Linked DNA regions of Mus musculus: regions 1 and 3 are each linked to region 2. Evidence: chromatin loops called from intact Hi-C (ENCODE). Cell type or tissue: left cerebral cortex. All regions are shown on one strand. Region 1 holds the start of Gm30466 (a long non-coding RNA gene). Region 2 overlaps Ksr2 (kinase suppressor of ras 2). Region 3 overlaps Nos1 (nitric oxide synthase 1, neuronal).

Region 1 (2,500 bases), 560 kb before region 2:
GGGAAGAAAGGGAGTTCGGGACTTAATAAAACACCGTCTGTAGAAAGGAAGTTAGCTCTCCTTAGCTCTGGCCGCTGCTCCCCAAGGGCAAGTTTACCAAACTTTTGGAAAAATGTGCTCTGAAATCCAGCTCTTCTGGCTCAGAACTGTAACACCCATCCTTGTACCTTGTGTGCCTGGTGACCACAAACAGGCAAGTTTCCGTGATGCCTTCAGGGCCTGGACAGTGAGGGAGGCACAACCTCCAGGTAAACGTCACCCCAGGCCCTGGAGTAGCTTGCCTGGCTTTTTGGCAGATTTGTTTCTGATCTCAAGACAAAGCTCCTCTGTGTTGCAGGTGACTCCCATGGGAGAATCCCTCCAGGACGCTCTAGGGGCTGCGGTGCTGGTTCTTGCAGGCTTCCTCAGTTACCCCCTTCTCCCCGTGCTCTTCTTCCAGAGTGAGGATCCATGACCTCCGCAGCGATAAGATCGCCCTGTCGCTGTCTGCCCATCAGCTGGGGGTGTCCGCAGTCCAGATGGATGACTGGAAGGTTGTCAGTGGAGGCGAGGAGGGGCTGGTGTCTGTGTGGGATTACCGCATGAACCAGAAGCTGTGGGAAGTGCACTCCAGGTAAGCTGACTCCCGTGTACAGACTGTGGTTCCAGGCCACCTGTGCCCTCGTTGCGCCTTCCTGAAAGCACTTTTGCTGGAGAGGTGACCTAGGCTTGGAAAGATACCAGTCCAAGACCTGAACTCCTCTCTCGGTAATACAGCCCTCACTAAGCATCCTAGCTGCTTAGGACGCAGTGAAGGCCTCACAACTGTGGCACAGGTTACGGTATGAATGCCTTCATCTTTATTACCAGGGAAAGGAGGGAGCCAGCTTGGGGAGACTGATTTCCAGTGTACAGGAGGATGGGTTGGCGCAGAACCCCTCCATGTGCCAGACTCAATGTGTCTGTCTGTGCCTCCCTTCAGTGTGAGGAAGGGCACTTGGGGTGCAAGTTGAGTGGGCCTCAGCTAAGGGGGGGTCATCTCAGCGTGAGCAGGAGTGTTGAGAGGAGAATCCTGTCTGGGCACAGGCCACAGAGTTCTAGGACTGGAGCCCTGCTGTGCGATTGTTCATGTGAGCCTGCCTCAGTTGTGACTTGAGAAGCAGCCTGGAGTCCCCTAGCTGAACACTGGCTCCTCTGGAACGAGAGGGTGTGACGCTGTGGAAGTGCCCAGCTTGAGAGCATAACATAGCTTTCACCAGATACAAAACCAAGACAGCTCTGCCTTTATTTAAGTGAAGGTCTGTGCACCTTTGAGAGGGTTTGTGAAGCCAAAGTAAATTTGGGTTCCTTCTTGGCCGGCAGGGCGGTGAATACTTTGGCTAGCAGCTCTTATCAGATCAGAACCCCTGTCTACCACACTGCCTCAGGCCTTGCCCTTCCCCAACTTCACTGCTGATACACCATGGTGCCACCAGGTGGTGCCAAAAGGCAGCTCAAACGTCCCACACTGGAACCAGCATTTGCCTGAAAGCCAGTACTCTCGTTGGTTCTCTGTGTGTCCAGGACAGTGCCTGTCCTTCTCACCACCAAGGGGAGGCCCCTGCGCTTCACACCCCCACTAAGGCCTTCTCTCCGTAGGCGCCCTGTGCCTGTTCCACGCTCCGTCTAGTGCAGCTGCTGTCTGCTCCCCTGTCTTGAGCCTGCCTTCCCTCACCAGCTTCCTCTCCTTCGTGTGCTTTTGCCAAAGGGCCTGTTCTTGCCACAGGCCTCCCCCCTCCCTCCCTAGTGGTCTCAGCTAGCCCCCCTGGGTGTGGTAGTCCTCCTCCTTGCAGAGGTGGGCTCCTAGCTTCCCACTACTGTGGAGCCTCTGAGGGCAAGCACCCATCTTTAGGAGCCTACACTCTCTGTTGTACCCTGGGTCACAGTATGGCCTCACCAGATGCAGGTGCTGTCAACTGTAGCCATCACCCTGAGGATAAGAACTGGCCCATGGCTCTTCGGCTTTCTGAGCCATGTTGTAGGTTTGTCTCAAGCTGAATGCTCTTATATCCCAAATACACCAACTTGTTGAGGCAGGCAGCTAGAATAGGAGGTTAGCAGTGTGTTTGCTAAATGACATGGTGCCAGAGCAGGCCTTGCTTGCGCCTGCTTTGGAGCTGAAGCTGGGCCCAGTTCCTTCTCCATAATGGAAAGTGCCTAGGGTTCTGCCAGGCCCAGCCGGGGAAGGCTGCTCCCACCTTACAGCTCTCTTCCTCCCACCGCAGGCACCCTGTGCGCTATCTCTCCTTCAATAGCCACAGCCTCATCACTGCCAACGTGCCCTACGAGAAGGTGCTGCGAAACTCCGACCTCGACAACTTTGCCTGTCACAGGAGGTCAGTGTGGGGTTGGGCGGAGTTTGCACAATCTGAGAAATGGCTCCATGTGTGTCCCTGCTCCGTCCCAGTCACACCGGCCTCTCGGGGTATCGGCCACTGTCCTGGCTTTGTAGAAATTTGGAGCCCATGCCGAGTGTCTGTCT
Region 2 (2,500 bases):
GCCCTGAGATTGACCAACCTAAGCCACCACAACTGTCTTGTTCTTAACGTGGGATCTTAAAATGGAGCGGAAGTCATCAGGCCTGCGCGCTGGAACCCTGTTCTATCTGGTTCACTGCTGGGTCCTCCGCCCTCCTGCCATATTCACAGTCACTCCGTAAATTGTAATTGCGGGTTGCATATTGACTAACCAGAGTTAAGAATTAACAGCCATCAGATTGGGCCGGTCCTGTGGTCGACGGCGCCACCTTGTGGTGAGAACTGAAATGACAGGGCCGATATTTGTAACAATTTGTAGAGAGCCCAGAAGCAACCTTCAGCAGGCTGCAGCTCACACCATGGGTTTCCTTCCGTTTCCTTCTGAGACATGGTCTCCAGCATCCTACTTTGGCTTCAAACTCCCTGTGTAGCCAAGGATGATCTTGCGCTCCAGCTCCTCTTGCTTCAACCTCCCAAGTGCCGGCCGGGGTTGTAGGCATGCCCACTACACCCCATTTATGAGGTGCTGGGGATCAAACCCGGAGTCTTGTGTCTACTAGGCAAGCATCCTACCAGTTAACTGAGCCACAGCTCTAACCCTGCATCACAGTTTTGAGCAAGCGATTGGACGGAGCCAGGGGGGTAAATGATGACATGTTTAGATCGTAAAATAATAAAGCAAAGGTCACAGAATTTAACTTGGGACCTCTTGTATGGAGAGAGAGAGACAGAGACAGAGAGAAAGGGGGAGAGAGAGAAAGAGCAGTATGTACTCACTGGTGTGAAAGGATTGTGCCAAGCGCCAAGAGAATATACTAAAATAACAACTTCTGGTCCCTGGAGCAGCTACAACCTGATTTCTGTTACAAAGAATGTATAGTGTCTGTGCACAGAAATAACCAGAACATATTCAGCATACAAAGCCACTTCTGGACGACTGAGGGGGGAAGATGCCGGCCTCCCTTGTACAGCCAAGATTACCACATCTGAACCGTAATTATCCAGGACCCACTTTGAGCCATCCTCTGCGGGGCGAGGTCCAAGCCCCGCCCACTTCCACCTCTCACAGACATCTCCGCCCCTAAAGCTGGCTTTGGTATCCAGAGCCCATTCTCTTCCGTGCTGGCCTGCACAGGAAGCTTGAAGGACAGTGGCCGACCAGCTGGGGGGACAATCCCGAATGCCTGGACTGCTCACCTGATTTGTGCACATTCCTGAGGCAGGAGAGTGAGGCGTTGAGCCGGGCGCACTCTTCCTGGTTGGCTCCATACTTCTCCACGGTCTCACACACCTGCTCGTCGGTCATCTCCAGGAGGTCCTCCAAGCTCAGCTGGTCAGGGGAGATCTCCTAGAGGAGGGGACAAAGGCAGTCAGCTGGACATGAACCCAAGCGCCCTGCCCAAGGGAATGGAGTGGTGTCTCTCAATCGCCCTCTTGTGGCACTCAGGAGAACTGCAGAGGGAACCAGCAGGGAGCGTCCACACTGCCCTCTGCTGGTAGCCAGTGAAAGATGCTCCACTATGCAAAAACTTGGCTGAATCTGGGGTTGAGTCTCCTCCTCCCACTTGCCACTTGGACAAATCATTTAACTTGTCTGGGCCTTGTTCTCACTTATCAAATGGAAGTGCCGAGCGTAGGTGATCGCTCAGTACATGATCAACAGTCCGCACTCACAGTCCAGGTTTGAAACCCGGGAGAGACAGGCCCTGTTTCATACTTCTGGGAGTAGATACCTCAGCTGAATTTGGCCGGGAGGAGGGGGTGCGGGGGAGGGGACTCAGAACAAGCCAGCTAGACATAAATCCGAGTTTCATTGGCTGGCCTCTGATCTTGGCTTCCCTAGAAGAAGACCTATGGATAGCTTGAGGCTGGAAATGAATCTTGAAAAGTACTGAGCACCATGAGCTGAGGAATAGTATAGAACAGGGAAAAGGACCTCTCTAAACAAAGGAGCTGGGGATAGAAGCAGGATTCCAAAGAGTCCCCTCCTTAAACAATGTCATAAATAAATCTGCAAACACTGACTGCCAATCAAGCTTTGATTTTTACTAGCCTTCAAGTGTCTCTACATATACAATAAGAACCTTCATTCGTATTATCTATGGTAGCCAAGGACCTTATACACTCATAGTATATTATTATTTAATAAGTTTTATAAATCTATGAGTGGTGATGCACAGGCAATTTAGTGGGCTCCTTCTGCCCTCTTGTGGCCATGACTGTGTATTACAATAAAATATAGATTTCACGGAAAGCAGAGTCTATAAATTTCATAAATTCCATTTTTCATACACACGCACACACACACACAAAGCTACAGGGCAAAGCCAACACCCCGAGAGTGACTGTGAAGTCAGGACGGGGACAGGAGGTAGCAACTGGGTCACCTAGAGACAAGTAAGAACACAGTGTAGGTAAACCTCCTTCAGCTGGACTCTGTACAGGGGATGCAGGATGAACGTTTAGAACAAGGCTGTTCTAGTTTGATCCCGGATGCTCTCACAAAATACTCTGGCCATTTG
Region 3 (2,500 bases), 440 kb before region 2:
ACTCCTCCAGCACCTCCACCATTGTGGGGTTCTTGCCCCATTTCCATTCCTCATATTCCTGAAGCCCCTGTGGCAAGAGAGAACAGAGAGGGGCCTTGAGTCCAGGTCCCAGATTTCTGGTGGGGCCTGTAGGAGGGCTAGGAGGAGATGGAGAACTGACCTGAGGATATTTGGTACCTACTGTGGGGCACTGCGCTTCTGGCTTTGAAACAGATGGGTTTTTAGCAGTTGTGGTTCAAGTGCAAGCTCTCCCCCCATACGTTCTTGTGTTTGAACACTTTGTTCTCGGTGGGCAGTGCTGTTTTGGGGGGTTGTGGCATCTTTAGAGGGTGAAGCCTCGCTGGAGGAAGTGAGTTATTGGGGGTGGGCCATCAAATATTACAGTCCAGTCGGTCTTTCTGTTCACTGCTTCCTGACTGCAGATGCAATGGGACCAGCTGCCCCTGCCCCCCTCCCCCTGCCTCCCCATGTGACTGTGGTCATACCTTCCCTGTCGTGACCACGGCACCCTGTGAACTGTAAGCCCAAGAAATCCTTTCTTGCCTTAAGTTGCCTCTTAGTGGGTCTTTGGTCAACAGAGATGGTCATGGAGATTCTGAAATACCCAAGGCTGGTTAATCTGCTCAAGAGAAATCTAGCATGCGGGTTCTGGAGGTTTGAGACTGGGGGGCCGGCAGATCTGGTGTCATGGGAGGATCTGCTGGACAGGTACCAGCTCTACTTGTTCTAACATGGCAAAAGGTGGAAGCAGTTTTCCTGGCTAATTTCTATAAAAATGTTGTTCTGATCTATGAGGGCGCAGCCCCTGACTCGGTTGCCTTGCAGAAGCCCCACTCCTTCCTTCCCCCTTTCCCCTCTTTCTCTTTCTCTCTCTTCCTTTCCTTCTTTGCTTCCTTCCTCTCTCTGTCCCCTCTTACAGTGCCAGTCCTAGTAATCAAATCCAGCCCTCTGCACACTCTACCTTCTAACCATCAAGCTGCACTCCCAGCCCAGTCCCTACCCTTTAATGCCACCCCCTTGTTAAGTGACACGTCAAATCTAACTGAGGGAGTTTAATTTTGATATGAGAACTCTAGGGGCCATAGACACTCAGTCTGCAGCAGCAGCTGTCTATCATTATCCCATCTCTCAGATTAGGCCATTGAGGCCTGGAGGCCCAGTCAGCTAGGACAAGGCTTTGCATCTGAGCTGGGGAGGGTAAACTTTAGCCAGTACAACAATCCCTGATGGCCATATGCGTTGTGTGACCTGTGAGGAAAAGATAGTTTTTATAATTTTAAAAGGTTTGTTTTAAATTATGTGTCTCTGTGTGTGTCTGTGTGTGTGTGTGTGTGTCTTGCCTCTGTGTGTCTTGTATCTGTGTCTGCATGTGTGTCCGTGTCTGCGTCTTGTGTCATGTGTATCTATGTGTGTGATGTCTTGCAGAGGCCAGAAGAGGGCGCAAGAGTCCTGGAGCTAGAATTACAGATGGTTGGGACTCCCCTGATGGGGATGCTGAGAAGTGTATTCCAGACTTTGCAGGGACAGCAAGCTCTCTTAACCACTGAGTCACCTCTCCAGGCCCTAAGAATGGTGTTTTTATTGGTCTCTATTTCCAGGACTGAGCTGCACTGGCCCCCATTTGCTGGAGGCTGTGTTACTGACTTCTCTTGCTTGCTGAGTCTCTGACCAGAAGTGACATAAAGGAAAGTGGGTTGCTTTCAGTTTATACTTCAAGGAGATACAGGCAATCATGGTGGACAGGCAGCTGCAGGAATGTGAGACAGCCATCCCAGCGCACACATGAACACCAGGAATGAACAGGGATGTGCGGCTGGGTTATGAGACCTCAAGGCCCAGCCCTAATACCTCCTTCTTCCAGGGGGGCCATGCCTATTAAAAGTGCCATGAGGGGCTGGAGAGATGCCTCAGTGGTTAAGAGCACTGATTGCTCTTCAAGAGGTCCTGAGTTCAATTCCCATCAACCACATGGTATCTCACAACCATCTGTAATAAGATCTGATGCCCTCTTCTAGTGTGTCTGAAGACAGCTACAGTGTATTAAAATAAATAAATAAATCTTAAAAAAAAAGTGCCATGACCTCAAATAGGGGACCAAGTGTTCAAACTGCAGGAGTCTGGGGGTGGGGAGACAGTGCATATTCAAAGATTTATTTTTATTAGTTTAAATTCTATACAGGTGTGCATGTTTCTCCAGGCAAGTATGTGCACTTGACTGTAGGAGCCAGCAGAGGCCAGAATCCCCAATCTCCCCAGAGCTGGAGTTAACAGAGGGTTGTGAGCCGTCTGATGTGGGTGCTGGGTACCAAACTCAGGTCCTCTGGAAGAGCAGCAAGTTCTCTTAACTATGGAACCAACTCTCCAGCCCTCTATTTCTCATTCAGAGCACAACAGAGGTTTCATGACCAAGAGTCTCTAGTGTAGGACTCTGAACGGACATGCACCTAAAACTGACTTTCTCCGGGCAGTGACTGCCACTTGAAATGGCGTTTGGCAGGCA

Evidence for each region. A loop is a pair of places that touch in the nucleus more often than their neighbours do. Peaks named below come from ENCODE experiments on the same cell type or tissue, not always from the same donor. Only the 100,000 strongest peaks of a DNase experiment are listed, where the experiment ranks them.
Region 1: it touches region 2 in a loop (4-fold over the local background); 4 of 42 quality-filtered maps call a loop at or near these places.
Region 3: it touches region 2 in a loop (5-fold over the local background); 41 of 42 quality-filtered maps call a loop at or near these places.

The regions. Positions count from the first base shown.
Region 1 is chr5:118,068,459-118,070,958 of GRCm38, reverse strand. Fbxw8 (F-box and WD-40 domain protein 8) reads left to right here. Exons shown (of 11, transcript NM_172721.2): 9 at 440-613; 10 at 2,244-2,354. It overlaps Gm30466 (a long non-coding RNA gene), which reads right to left and starts at 444. Exons shown (of 2, transcript XR_387640.4): 1 at 1-444. In left cerebral cortex, a CTCF peak has its summit at 1,449; DNase peaks (open chromatin) are centred at 1,461 and 2,291; H3K27ac peaks cover 331 bases.
Region 2 is chr5:117,504,315-117,506,814 of GRCm38, reverse strand. Ksr2 (kinase suppressor of ras 2) reads right to left here. Exons shown (of 20, transcript NM_001312914.1): 3 at 1,176-1,326. Among named protein-coding and RNA genes, the nearest start is that of Gm42013, 21 kb to the right of the region's middle. In left cerebral cortex, CTCF peaks have their summits at 257 (motif pointing left), 1,441 (motif pointing left) and 2,202 (motif pointing left); DNase peaks (open chromatin) are centred at 259, 903, 1,428 and 2,220.
Region 3 is chr5:117,940,692-117,943,191 of GRCm38, reverse strand. It overlaps Nos1 (nitric oxide synthase 1, neuronal), which reads right to left. Exons shown (of 28, transcript NM_008712.3): 22 at 1-67. Among named protein-coding and RNA genes, the nearest start is that of Gm26995, 2.4 kb to the right of the region's middle. In left cerebral cortex, a CTCF peak has its summit at 1,452 (motif pointing right); a DNase peak (open chromatin) is centred at 1,423.